3 separate regions of the Homo sapiens genome follow, and all the other regions are linked to region 1. A link is a contact called in ENCODE Hi-C or POLR2A ChIA-PET data. All regions are on one chromosome and are shown on one strand. The core of a region is the stretch at or near the end of the contact, and the rest is flanking DNA. Distances in the headings are between cores, read along the strand shown. Region 1 overlaps GMDS (GDP-mannose 4,6-dehydratase). Region 2 overlaps GMDS (GDP-mannose 4,6-dehydratase). Region 3 overlaps GMDS (GDP-mannose 4,6-dehydratase).

The links. A loop is a pair of places that touch in the nucleus more often than their neighbours do. ChIA-PET counts read pairs that join two places held with the same protein, here RNA polymerase II (POLR2A). Pooled maps may share reads with other maps.
Region 2: a loop to region 1 is called in a map of PC-3, with 3 times the contacts of the local background. The contact joins two enhancer-like sites. A Hi-C loop is called at or near these places in 4 of 168 maps with a recorded cell type or tissue (PC-3, ascending aorta, endothelial cell of umbilical vein and 1 more). POLR2A ChIA-PET finds 5 or more read pairs at or near these places in 2 of 52 experiments (A549 and WTC11).
Region 3: a loop to region 1 is called in a map of endothelial cell of hepatic sinusoid, with 2.8 times the contacts of the local background. The contact joins two enhancer-like sites. A Hi-C loop is called at or near these places in 3 of 168 maps with a recorded cell type or tissue (PC-3, endothelial cell of hepatic sinusoid and mesothelial cell of epicardium), 3 of 37 single-sample maps with no recorded cell type and 5 of 50 pooled maps. POLR2A ChIA-PET finds 5 or more read pairs at or near these places in 1 of 52 experiments (GM10248).

The regions. Positions count from the first base shown.
Region 1 is chr6:1,837,627-1,842,402 of GRCh38, forward strand. All of the region lies in intron 7 of GMDS (GDP-mannose 4,6-dehydratase), which reads right to left. Among named protein-coding and RNA genes, the nearest start is that of FOXC1, 230 kb to the left of the region's middle. Within about 2 kb of position 3,290, at least 4 of the 41 ENCODE cell types and tissues checked have a DNase peak (open chromatin) inside an H3K27ac peak, as active enhancers do; they include PC-3 and ascending aorta, where a contact is called at or near this core.
Region 2 is chr6:1,893,391-1,898,045 of GRCh38, forward strand. All of the region lies in intron 7 of GMDS (GDP-mannose 4,6-dehydratase), which reads right to left. Among named protein-coding and RNA genes, the nearest start is that of FOXC1, 290 kb to the left of the region's middle. Within about 2 kb of position 1,766, at least 2 of the 41 ENCODE cell types and tissues checked have a DNase peak (open chromatin) inside an H3K27ac peak, as active enhancers do; they include PC-3 and ascending aorta, where a contact is called at or near this core.
Region 3 is chr6:1,779,728-1,784,529 of GRCh38, forward strand. The region is part of intron 7 of GMDS (GDP-mannose 4,6-dehydratase); the gene reads right to left. Among named protein-coding and RNA genes, the nearest start is that of FOXC1, 170 kb to the left of the region's middle. Within about 2 kb of position 2,229, at least 3 of the 41 ENCODE cell types and tissues checked have a DNase peak (open chromatin) inside an H3K27ac peak, as active enhancers do.

The DNA.
Region 1 (4,776 bases), core at 2,040-4,539:
GACTCTCTCAAGAACTTCGACATCTTATATGTGAATACTGCACTCAATGGACTGACTGCCATAGGGGCCAAAGAGTTAAAGCGAAGGCACGATATTCTTTCAGGCTAATGAAGCCTTCCTGCTGGGAGTTCCTTCCCCAGTGAGTGGGAAAGACGCAGGATGAATGGCTGGGGCTTTGTGCACTTTCCCACAGGTCTGGACAGGATCTCCAGCTCAGCATCTACAGCTCAGGGAGGAAGGAGACCCAGGCCTCACAGGGAGCAGACAGGAGGACTAGGGGGACACTGCTCAGGCCGCCCACAGGCTCCACTGCCCACCAAGTGCTCTGAAAGGCTTGACAAATAAAAGCATTGCTATTTTTTTAAGGGCAAAAGGTGCATGAAGGTCAGTGGTAGGTACCTGTCTGGAGGCATTTTATGCTATTGGTGCAAACCTCCCACGAGTTGAACTTAAAGGAATGTTCCATCCTTGCAGGAAGTCTCCAGATACAGGAAATGCTAATAAAAGAAAAAGGGAGGAGGCTTTGCTCTCCTTTCCCAACTCAGCTCCTACAACATCTCACATTACAAATTTGCAAACTAATTACTTAGAGCCAGACATATTAAAAAATTTCCCTTTACAACTAAGTGAATACAGAAGAGAATCAAAATAGAGCTCTTGGCTCCAGACTTAGATAGGGCTCTGAATTTAAAAGTCTAATTAAGGCAAATCATGTTTGCTATGTAGTTCTCTCAAACACTAGCATTATTGAAATTACTCCTAACAACTTAATTGATATAACCAATACCTCAAGTAAAGATCATGCAGTAATTAGTTCAGCCTGCAGAAGTTGGAGTATCAGGGATGATGAGGTTTTCTATAAAGGCTTTGGCTGTTTTTTTCCACATAAATTTACCTCTGTGAAATTTTGAGTTAGACAATTTTATTTTACACTGACTTGGCAATGCAAATAAAATATCGAAAATAGCTGAACTGTTATTAAATGGGATGATTTCTTGGTTAGTACTGTGATTGGTATGAAGAGCGGAGGAATTCCTCTTTTGTCTCTTTCCCTTGGAGCTCTCTATTGAAAGGAGAAAGGGGAGATGGCAGTATTTTATGAGTCATTCTTTGGAACAGCATTCCAAGTGTGATTTACTTAATATAGCCCTATAAATCACCTAATGCAGAAACAATCTCAAGATCTGCATGTAAACATACCTATTAAAATATTACAATTACTCTGTTTGCTTAGTGCTCATAAGGTATATCTCATCTGAAGGTAAACAGCTTTTTCCCTGAGGTGGGACATCCAAAGGAGCGTCCAAATTACATGCCCATGTAAGGATGCTGAACTTGAGAAAAATATCACATTACCTAAGTACAACGACAAGTGTTTGACTAGGAGAGGGACTATTATACCTTTAGCCGACATTTTTCTGCCTTCAATTTGCTGCTCTGGTTTGAAAATCCAATTCATCTAATTTCATAGTTGGCTACAGCACTGGTTGGTAATTATTAATCACAGAGAAAATTTTCAGCTCAGAAAAAAAAAAAGTGAGCATGTCTACATTTGTTTTAGTGATTTGCTCCGCAACAGCCAGAGGGCATTTATTTTTAAACAAGAAGTGAGCCAGGGGACCCAGATCTATATGCTTGTGGTACTGCTTATTTTTGGCTCATAAGACTTAACTTTCTTTAGTATGGTAATCTGTAACTGTAAGCAATCATCCTCCCGATTAGTACTGGGTTAAAAACTGTAAACCACCTACAATTACTAGCATGATCCCTAACCTCTGTAAGGTGGTAATCCAGTATTGGTTGTTAGCTGTCAAATTTATTTCCCTTTGGTGAAATATACCCTGGATTTAATTAGCAGTCATTCTAGATACTTTATGGAGCTGAGCCCAAGCACTGTGGCTTTGACATTTAACCCCTGACCCTTAAATATTTACCAGCTTTTAAACTGGTTGTGTACAATTATCCCTTCAAGTATATATCAGATCCATCATTCTGACCACTCTAGTCTATTCCAAGTCAGATGTACTATTCCAACTGATGTTGTAATTTTCACCCTGGAAGTGGAAATAAAATCATGGGCTTCACAATGAGCTCTGTCAGGCAAAGCTGAAAGCACTTGTTACTAGATGCTACCCATGGAAGGGGCAGGGTGTGCTGCCAGTCAGGAGTCCCAGTGATGAGTGTGAGGAGCAGGCTGCAGCCGAGGGGACGTGGGTTGCTCTTTGGCTCTGGCCAGCCCTCTGCGCCTTTGTGGGATGCTTTAGAACCAGTTTCGTCTTCGGCTCGCAATCGTGAAAGGAATATTTTGGAAACTGTTTTCATTTGTTTGAAATCAACTTTATTGAGGTATGATTTGGGAAGTGTATTATTTAAATTTCCTTGAGGTTTCCTAGGCAGAAAATGCCTAGATAGAAGCAATGAGAGGCGAGGACTGCATTTTTTCTGCTATGGTGTAAAACTCTCACAGAATGTTACGCACAAAACCAGTGCACTTCAAATGTCACAGTTCTTGAAATGTATTTTAATCCAAAAGATGGGCTAGAAAGGGCCCTCATTAGGCAATACCCACTTTAAAAAGATAAGTGAATGCTATTCTGTTGAGACTTTGCAAGACCTCCCACCTGGAAGGGGCACCCAGGTCTCTAGTTCAGGAGTGGTACCACCCCTCTCACGCTCTGCCTCTCCTCACCCCTTCCAGAACATACATCACGTGCCTGGCACATAGTAGGTTCTCCAAAACTTTTTGAATGAGTGTTAAATAAACCCAGCAGTCATGAAAATGGCTTACAGAGGCAAACATGCCAACCAGAAATGTCAACTAGGCTTGTGCAAGTAAAAAGAAGAATGTTACTGGAAGTGAGAGAGTCCAAGCCAGGAAAACAGGAGCATGTATTGCTGATATCCAGCCCCCACACTATACCCCAGCAGAGAGGAAAGAGGGCAAGAGACGTATTTGCTGCTAGTGGGGAGCCCCTACGCTCAGTCTAAATTAGGGCCAGATGCTCGTTTTTGGCTACTCTAAGAAACCAAAGTGTGGGTCAGCCGCACTTCCAAGTGGAGCACTGAGTGGAGACCGGGCTCTGGTGGCCAGCTAATCCAGAAGCCTGCTTTCTCAAAGGAGCCAAAACTGGCATGTGACTCTGCTAGACTTAAAAAAAGGAAAAATTTGTAGAATAGCCGTAATGTGTGGTCTTGAGGGTAATCTCAACAAACAGCGTTCGGGTTGGTTAAAATGCCTCAGTGGCAGTTTGGAGCTCACCGGATCTGGCAGCCACTAATGACATTGTGAGGGCGACTGTTGCACCATCCAGCTACACTGTACACGTAATGCAAGTTACAAACAAACAGGACAGACGGAAACTTATGAGTCAAATTTTTTTCATGTTTCTGCCAGGTGGACACACTGCATAAACAGAATGTAGGTATCAGAGACTGAACTAGCTAGACATTTTTAATTCTCGGGATTTTTTTAAGCTTTGTTGACTAATGTTTTATAGTGATATAAAAAGATCCTATGTAGTAAAAGAATAAGGGTGGTAAGTCATGGGCATTTACCTTTAAGGAGTGCTAAAGTGCTGGAAGTGCTAAAAATCAAATGAACTCTCTCTCCTAGAATCCCTTGCTCTCAGAACATCCCAAAATATTTCAAGGCGTTCCTTGTTTTCAGTTTGGTCTTAGTTCAGAGGTGAACTTTATGCAGGGAGGAGGTTGGCTTAAGCATATTTTAGTCCTTTGTAAGAAACATGATCCTGGAAAATAGTGTTTCCTCCCAAACTCTCACTGCAAAGTGAAACTTCTATCGAACCTAACAAACTCACAAGCTGATAACCAAATGCTAACGTTTTTGAAATGATTGCTTCCTACTAAAGATCCATGTCACTGCTAATTAGAAATTACCAACTCATTTTTTTCCTCAAATAAGCATAATTGTTTATTTAAAAGATTTCCAAAGATTAGGAAAGGGGACGCTATTAATATCAGAATGGGTAACACAACAAATTAACAATATTTTGCACATATATCCCTATTTTTGCTGTAGTGTCACTGCTATAGAAATTGTCTCTCTGTACAGGTACAGGTAGGTGGTGTTCATGTGTATGTTTGTGATGTAGAGACACAGATAGGAAGGGAGGAAGAACCATGAGGAAGGACGCTGACACAGGTGGTTCCAGTGGCTGGAGGACACGTGACTTGTTCATATCCACCACTTGACTGCTTTCTTCTCACTCACTTCTATCCCACTGGCCAGAACGTCCTGCAATGCCTATTTCCCTAAATGCCACTTCCTCTCCGTTTTTCCCACCATTGTCTTAACCAGGACCTTCCTCATATCTTCTCTGGATGCTCTCACAATTCGGAATGGCATTCAGACTTCTACGTGACACACATGGACTCTTCCCCAGGCTCATCCCCTGTGACTCTAACCATTCTCCATATTCACATACTCACAGTTCCCTCTCAAAGGCTGTGTTCTCTCCCACTTCTGAACTTTCTGTATATGATGTTCCATCAACTTAAAATCTCCACCTCACCTCTTCCTAACTCTATTTATTCTTCAAAACCCAGCACAAAAATCCCCTCCTCCAAAAAGTCTTCTGTAGTGGCTTTGCTGTAGTGGTCGTTACAGTCCCACCTTCTCCTTTCTGAAGGGAACCCCACTGTAGTTTGGGTGTTTGTTCTTGCCCTTATGCATCAGGGAGGCTGCCCACAGCAGTAGCCTAAGGAAAGGCAATCCCAACTCCTCTGACTGGCAAATAGCCTGGGTCTGGATATATG
Region 2 (4,655 bases), core at 516-3,015, 54 kb after region 1:
CATGTTGGCCAGGCTGGTCTCGAACTCCTGACATTAGGTGATCCGCCTGCCTCCCAAAGTGCTGGGATTACAGGTGTGAGCCACTGCACCCGGCCCATCTCTGTTCCCTTACTGCTTTGCTGCCGCAACCTTCTCCATCCTCTTTTTCATTCTCAGTTGCCATTTTGAGCTTTCTTCACAAATTGAATCCTGTTTTCCAAATTGGCCAGTGAAACGTTTTTGCCATGCTGAAGTCATTTCCAGAGCTAAATCGGGAAAGCTGAGGCAGCCAGGCCACCTCCAGCTGGCTGGAATGCAGCTGCAATAAAAGGCAGTGTGAATAAGGTGTATTGAAGCTACACTGGACTCGTGTGAAGGGCCGTTTATTCAGAGGGGGTGGAGGTGAAAGGAGAGAAATTAATGAACAGAAGAAATTAAATTAGCTCAACCACGCCTTTAAAAAATATACTGAAAAATAACCGACCTGCCATGAACCTTTTTACAAAAATGGAGACCTCTGGGTCTGTTCTTTGCCCAGCCCCGCTGGCAGGAGGCGCTCCTGAGTTAGATAAGAAAGAGCCTGGAGGGGCTGAGGAAAATCTGGTTTCTCTTACTGCAGCCAGAAGGATGGAAGGCACAGTTGGGAAAGTCAATATGCAGCTGAGAGACAAGAGGTCACCGGAACTGATGAAAATATTTAATTAACTAATCACAGAACACCTGACACAAAAATAAACATGTCTTTTCATCTTAGCTATCACATTTTTCTTCAACAAAATGAAATCACGACCTATCATGTTCTCAAAAAGTTATTGATCAATTTATGAGCCTAATGCTTTAATTGATTGCAATAATATTTTACTCACACTTCTAATCTGATCTTACTGCCACTCTAAGAAAAGCTATGGGGAATTCCAATGGAAGAATGATGGTGTAGTTACAAGCAAAAAGTCCTTTATACTAGACGTATATTTCATATTTTGTGTTATAGGTATTTATTTTATGTTTTATATTATAGGGGTATTTATTAGGACAGTGTTATGGAAAATTATTCCTTCCTTAAGTAACCACCTAATTTTAATATTAAAACATTTCATAATATTAAAACATTAAGAGAACAATAATGAATACTGGTATTAAATATCTTAAATGCTGTTTAGTGCTTTCTTTACAGTTTCAAAGTGAGAGCACCCGTTTATCTCATTTTCACCTAAATGTGTCTTATTACATAGAGAGTGAGATGTTATACCTATTTTTTAATTTCCACAATCAGATATCCAGTAAGGGAATAAATGTAAATCAAGTACCACAGGATATTTTGTCAAAAGCATTATAGAGAAATGGGATGGTAATACAATCATTTTTTTAAAAAATTCTGTTTTATACAAAAGACTGAGCTCCATGGAGTTTGGAGGTTAAATCTAAAAGTACTCTTAGGTATGGCCCCATTGTCTATAGACACTAAGATTAAAGCAACAGACATTTAGGAAATAGTTATTAGTTGAGGTACGGGATTTTACTTTATTACCTACTGAAAATCTTACCCTCAAAAATCACATCCCCTCAAAGTAAATTCCAGACAAAAGATGTTCTTTTTCCCCCTTTAGGGTCTACAATTTATCAACCGGTTGGATATCTTCTAGAATTACTTTATATTCCTTCCCATTTGAACACAGCACACTCTGAACCTGTTCAAAGGTCAGACAGGATTTAAGAGTCCTTATAAGGCATTGTTGTGGCAGGAGTTGGCACTTGGACTAACTTTATCCGATGGGCAACGAGTTTGGGGAGTGCCTGAGGGTGTGGTACCTGGCTTGCTTGCCCTTCATGATTTTTGATGACTGCCCAGCTAAACCTGCCTTCCGTCCACCATTTACTCATGATGTGACTCAGAACACTAGGGTTTCTTGGAAAGATGAACCGTTTCTCCGCTGCATTTTCTTTTAAACCTTTGTGTTATCTTCCTCTGGTCAAAATGAACTATAGTAAGCTTAACAAAACACTGCCAAGCTATCATGTGTAGTGGGGTCAGCCAAAAAACAGACTTCAGCTATGCATTGCCCACTAAGGTAACCAGTGACCACATATGACCATTTAAGATAATATCAATTAAAATGATACAATTAAAAACTGAGCTCTTCATGTGCATAGGCCACACTCAAGTGCTCAATACACATGTGTGGCCAGGGATACTGTATTGAACAGCACTGATAAAGAACATTTCTATCACTAAAGAATCTTTTATTGAACAGACGTGCTTTACATGATTATTCTTCCCACCTTCTATGTAAACTCTGGTCATTATCAAATAGAAATGTGTAACAAAATGAACATGCACGCCAGTTATGCCCTGTCAGTTTGAAACTAGTATCCTGCCCAATAGGTTTTGTACATAGTTCTCAGTTTACTCACCACTTGGCCCCTCTCTTTGTTTCTAACCAGAACCACCAGATACAGAGACAGATCCAGAGCTGACCTAAGTTTAAAACATAAAGCGGTGAAATATGCCATCAGCTTCTTCTCCTACTCCTTTCTTTCCCTATCCATTCTTCTACTCAACTATTACTTACCGAGCCACAGTGCAGGCACTGAAGCTACAAAGCTGAGTGATTCATCGTTCCTGACCTCCAGGAGCACAATCTAATGAAGAATATGGAAAAGGAAAAAGAGGAATTTCCTAAGGGCTCCAATAAAGGCACAAGCAGATTGGGGGAGCAGAGAGCTTGGCTTGAGGATGATTATGTAAGGGCTGGAGCTAAGGCAGAGTTTCTCAAACTTGGCACTACTGGCCTTTTAGCTTGGACCATTCATTGTTGCCCTGTGTATCGGAGGATGTTCAGCAGCATCCTCGGCCTCAACCCATTAGATATGTGCACTCCCCCTAAAAACTGTCGCCAGACATTGGAAACGTTCCCTGGGGGCAAGATTGCTGCCTTTAGAGAAGCACTGAGCTAAGGCCTTTGGGACATGTTTGTTTATTTACTCCATAACATTCTTGAGGAACTTACTGCAAACAAGTGGTGAGAATAACAAGAGGGAAGGACAAAGTCCTCACACGAAGGACCTCAAAGTCTGGCGGGAACTAGAGTGGACAAATGGGCAAAGGAGAAGGTGACTTCAGAACGTGGGGAAAGCATGTAAGAAAGTATAGACGACTGACAAATCCGGGGAATCTGACAGCGGGGAAGGGGGCTCGGTGCTGGGAGGAGAGGGGGTGTCAGGTGAGGGCCATGTGAGGCAGGACCCATGTGAGGCGGGAGCAGAGTCAGATCATGAAGGTGTTGGTGTGCTGCAGGGGTTGTATCAAAGTTAGATTTCATCGTGAAGAAATCTGAACAAAGGAATACATGGGCAGGATTACCTTCTGGATGGTGGTGTAGACTCTGTCCCATCAAAGTGTGATTGACAAACACAAGTGCCATCAAGCGTCTACACTGCAGACAGACTGACTGGGAGTCTTTTTCCGGTTAAGATAACAAGGTTACAAATCACAGGTGATATAATAGGGATGAACAGGGAGACAGGGATTTGACTGATGTCTCTGGGAAGGACAGGGCTCACTGTTGGTGTTGTAGGGAAGACGAGGGCAGGACTCTAGGCTGATTTCCCAGTTTTGGGGCAAAGACAACAATGTACATGGAGCTCATATCAACAAAGGTGGGAGATTCGGGAGGAGCAGCAGGTGAACAAAGAGGTCTGGACAAGGGAGGCGAAGGCTGCTTAGCTGGTTAGGGCTGCTGTACCTGCTGCACCACAGACTGGAAATCCAAGATCAAGACGCCACAGGTTTGGTTTCTCCTGAAGCCTCATCTTGGCTGCCTGATGGCTGCCTTTTCCCTGTGTCCTCACATGGCCTTTCCTCAGTGTGCACGTACTCCTGGGGTCTCTTCCTCTTCTCATGAGGACACCAGTCCTATTGGATAGGTCCCTACCCTAATGGTCATTTTAAATTAATCACCTGTTTAAATAACTTATCTCCAAATACGGTCACATTCTGAGGTACTGGGGGTTAGCATTTCAACATCTGAATTTTGGTTGGGGTTAGGTGGCAAAATTCAGCCCATAGCAGAGGCTGAGGATGGCATCCTGGAAAGGGAGCTTAATGTGGGGTTGAGAGCATGGTTAAATTGCGTGGAGTCCAGGTTCTGTCTCCTCTAGCTTTGGGACCTGGACAAATTGTATATCTTGCCAATATTTAAGGGACAATCTGAAGAAACAAAGTTTGTAATAAAGACTGAAAATGAGTGGCCAAGAATGTTCTTTACCTCAAACATTTATCAGTTCTCTGAGTTGGGAGCATCTCATTTCTCTTTTAGCTACTTTGAAATACACGATAAATTATTCTTAACAATAGTTATTCTACTGTGCAATCAAACACTAGAACTTATTTCTTCTAGCTACCTCTATGTACGTACTCATTAACCAACCTCTTTTCATCCCTCGACATGACCTGTCCAATGCTGAATGATCCCTAGACAGCCTTTCATGCAAAAGAAGCTCCTGATAACTGAGGTTATCTAATGAGTCCCACAGGCTGGATCTACTCCACGGCCACCCTTGCCATCCTGGACACCTATCCTGGCCACCCTTGCCATCCTGGACACCTACCCTGGCCTCCCTTGCCATCCTGGACACCTACCCTGGCCTCCCTTGCCATCCTGGACACCTACCCTGGC
Region 3 (4,802 bases), core at 979-3,478, 59 kb before region 1:
TAGTGGTAAAATGAAAAAAACACTGACCAAATTCAATTTCTTCTTTAACTCATTGAAGGCCACAGACGTAACTGAGCGAAGTGTCTGTGTTTCGAGTGCACAGAGCGGAGTGGAAGTCGGCCCTGTGACTGTCATATCAGGCATATTTTAGTGAACACCAGACACAGCCAGGCTGGTACCAAAACTGCTGGAGAGAATCACCTTTCCCAAATCCTGCCTCGGTTGGCTGAAGGCCACCAAAGGCACAGTGTGGTCCAGTTCTGAGTTTAGTCTTTTGAGGACACATCCCACCCAACAGCTCTCTCAGGCCAGGAGCCACCGTGAGCACGCCTCACTCAAAGTGGGGAATGGACGCCAAATCGAAAAAGAGCGAAGTGAATCCGACACTCTTGCTCCGCTTGCAGCCTGTCCCTGGCTTATACGTAAAGATACATGCTGGCAATTGTGTTTTGTATAAGTAAGTTTGATGAGTAAAAGTTTTGTTTTCTAAATAATGATTTCTAATCCTTTGGCAATGTGTGACTTCAGGCAAATCACTTCTCCAGGCCCTAGTCTTCTCATCTGTAAAATGATGATACTACCATGTAGTGCCACAGAGATTCTTTTAGGGGTTAAATTACAGTACCAAGGATGCTAGAAGACACACAGAATGTATTCAATAAATGGCAACTACTACTGTTATTATGGGTTACTCATGCAGTGGCAACGGTGTCCCCACAGCTTCCTGAGAGCGCTTCCTCTGCTGGCCTGGGAGAGGACGGCATGGCAGGGCCTCCACCTCTCTGCCTGTCTGCAGCACCAGGAGCCTTTTGGTCAGTTATAAACCCTCTCCTTCCCCTCCTGCTTCCCAGCCTCTCTGCCTGCCTGAGGAGAGCGGGGCTGCTGGGTGCCAGGCCCAGGAGCTGGCTCCCGCGCTGCTCTGCCCATCCTCTGCCCGTCTCCTGCCCAGGTGCCGGCAGCATCAACACGCAACGGCTCACTGCCACCTCCCCAGGCTGCAGGGCTCGCTCACGCCATCACAGGAGTCCTAGTGCCTGGTGAGATGTCAGACTCAGAAGAACTTCGCCATCTTGTTTTGCTTTGTTATACACCAAGGTGATGATTCCATTTAATCAGAGAGACTGAACTGTAACCCAGGATTTACAAATTACATCAAGGAACCAAACTTATATTTTAAAAACTAGAACCAGATTTCCCTTCTCCTTTTCCTTTCACATCTCATTCTGAACACAGTTTGAGTTTGAAGACTGGTCTGTGGGGAGCGAGTTTTTCTCTGAAACTGTTGCAGTTCGACAAAAACCAATCTGTGTTGTAAAAGCATCGAATCCCAAGCGCTCGCCTTAAGTGGGAAAACACGATTGCAAGACGAAGGACACCGAGAAGGCACATGACAGCTTGCTGTTTAGAAAAAGCTCTTTGCTGACCAACAGTAAGAAAATGGCCTTGTGTTTCAGGGAACCAAGGCAGGCCTCACGAAGGGGTCTCCAGCTCTGCCTGGCTCCCTGCCTTCGTGGTCCTTCCTCCAGGTGTCCTTGCTGCTGGTTCAGGTCCCGGGTGAAGGACAGAGCTCAGAATGGGCTGTGTTCCTGCTGCTGCTGGTGGTCCTTGCCCAGTGTGCAGATTGCTGCCCGGCTCCTGGGCTCTCGCTGCTTACTCTCGCTGGCGTGGGTTTCTGCTGTTGTGCTACTCTGGGCCCTGGCCTGGGCTTCTAGCCCTCTGCTCCTCAAGCTGACTCTGCCGAGCCTTCTGCCTACTTCCTCAGGCCACTGCTCCCACTGGGCCTGATGAGCTTGAGTGCCTGCGTGTGAAGCCTGAACTCTAGGGCCTACTCCCCTCTGCTGTCTCCCTGGCACCCTCACACCCAGGTGAGGCCACCTCAAATCAAATGTGGTGATGGCTCTTCCACACATGGCCTTAAGCCCTCTGAATTGTCAGCCGGGAGAATAACATCCCGCTGTGAATATCCTCTGAAATGAACCCTGCTGGTCATAACTTCCTTTCCTTTCAACTTAGTACTGAAAGATGAGTCACCATATTCCAATATTCTTAATGGTCATGGGGGCCTTTGTACAATTTTACAGTATTGTAGGAATAATAATATAGAACTGGTGCAATCCTCTCAAACCAACTTTTTTTTTTTTTTGGCAAAAACTGATTTTTAGAGAATCCCAGCTGTCCTGAAATATTGACGAGCAGGAGTAAAGTGGGCTAACTTCAAACACAAATCCCGGTCCCTACACCTCGCCGCCAAGTTCAACAGACTGCACAGCAACAGGCTGTTGTGCTTGGATCAAAAGGATCTGAGAGTCTTGAAGCAGGCTTGAAATACAACTGATTTTATGATGAGTAAAATTAATTCAATGGAATTCTATTGAAACTGCATGGAAGAAAGAGAATTTGACCCAGTTTAGTCCAGACTCACAGAATTTGGTCCAATTCTTTCATTTACTACCTTATACCAACTTAGCCCAAAATATATTTCTAGCAAAAGACCCAGTTACATGTATTTAAAAAGCATGAAGGAAAAATAAAACACCAAACCAATAAGCCTAAACATAGGTGTACTGTAGGAGTCACTGTTTCCAGATGCCCATAACCAAACACACTCATCTACAATTTAAGCTCTGTGAACATTCATTTACTTATTTATCTTGAGTAAGGACAAATAGATAACATTTTTATTATCTCATCAGAGGCCACAAGAAGCTTCAAATCTGTAATCTTTTAATAATATCTTTCCAGTCCAAGCCTTAAGACCAACTTTGTTAGGACTAATAAAAACCTGAATTTAGAGAAAATGGGACCATCTTCAAACACAAATTTCGTATTACCCATAGAAGGATGAATGCTCTTTATAAAGAGACTTTGGATAGACATGCCTCATGGCTAACTGGCTGATTTTTAGAGCTTACTGATTTTAACTCACTCTTGGCAAAGGCAAATATTAGGAAGTTGTTAGGAAGGAATAAGTACGGGTGAAATGAGAACATAGATCAAAATGAAATAAAACACTTATAAAATAATTTGACTAAATGTCCACTGTGGGCCAGGCACTACCCCATACTTGGGTGTGAACTTGTCTAATTCTCAGAATAACGTTGTAAAGGAGGCATTATTATTTCTCTGTCAAGAAAGGATCACAGAGGCTGGGTGTGGTGGCTCATGCCTGTAATCCCAAAACTTTCGGAGGCTGAGGTGGGAGGATTGCTTGAGCCCAGGAGTTTGAGACCAGCCTGGGCAACATAGTGGGACTCCATCTTTACAAAAAAAAATTTAAAATAGTCGGGCATGTTAGCATGCAACTGTGGTCCCAGCTACTCTGGAAGCTGAGGTGGGAGGATCACTCGAGCCTGGGAGGTCAAGGCTGTAGTGAGCAGAGATCACGCCACTGCACTCCAGCCTGGGCAACAGAGTGAGACCTTGCCAAAGAGAGGAGAGGAGAGGAGAGAGGAGAAGGTTAAGAAACTGGTATAACTAGGGGAGTAACTGGGGAGCTGAATTCTGAACAAGTTATTTAACACCAAACCTCAAACAGGACTTAATCACTCAACTTAAAGACTCTGATATCCCTTCCTTTGGGAGATCTTGCTCCTGAGGTTCCACGGGGTGCAGGTGCAAGTCTTAATGGGCTCTGATATTTTAATAATCTATTTACTTGGGCATGTCCCGCAAAATTATACATCCCTTGAGGGAAGTATGGAAGTATGGTGCTTCGTTGACCACTGTATCCCTAATGCCTGACTCAAGTATCAGACAAACACTGAAGTCAGGATCCACACATCAAAGACAATCCAAATGGAGGAGCACGATTCTCTTATTGTTTGCAATATAGAATCTGAATAAAATTAGTGAATCAAAATAATAAAATGCACACTGAATAAATTTAACCTTTCCTTGTTCCTTAGGAGAAGCCATGATGTTTTACATAGGTAGTGATAACATTGCTACAATAAATACTTGGCTATTTTAAGAGGTGGTAATTTTATTACTACTGAAAATAACAAGGTAGAGAGAAATTTGAAAACATTCAGTAGGTATAAGCTATCTGACAAGGAAGCTTGCTCATTCACATTAATAAGCTTCAAATACACATACTAAAAGGCCATGAGGCTCTTTGTACTTAGTGACAGAAACAACATTGCGATGTGAAGGTTACTCTGGGTGACTATGAAGCCCTGTCCCTTGCCCCTGGGTCTATGCAAGCCCTGGATTTTGTGATAACTCAGTAGGTTGTGACACAAGATGAACAAGCCTAAAAAAACCCCAAACCATGAACATGTCTCAACTTCACTGAAGGCCTTAGTTAAGGCCCTAACAGGAGTAAAAAAAATTAGGAAATTAAATCTGTTGTAATAAAAGTAATATTTGTATGTTATAGGTGGGCTATTTATTTTTGTCCATTTAAAAAGATTTCTGAGTATAATAATATGGGACAGAGAACTGAAAAGTCAGTTTGATAATCTTGACCAATCTGACCAACATGGTGAAACCCCGTCTCTACTGAAAATATAAAAATTGGCTGGGTGTGGTGGCGGGCACCTGTAATCCCAGCTACTCAGGAGGCTGAGGCAGGAGAATCACTTGAACCTGGGAGGTGGAGGTGGCAGTGAGCCAAGATCACGCCACTGCACTCCAGCCTGGGTGACAGAGCAAGACTCGTCTCAAAAAAAAAAAAAAAAAAAAAAAAGAAAATTTTCGCAAAACTCCTTCCCTTTCCCCTGCCTGAGGATGTTCGGTTTGCCTGATCCCAGGACTACCCGGGGCGGGAAGGAGAGCAGAGGCCAGAGCCAGAGGGGAGAGAG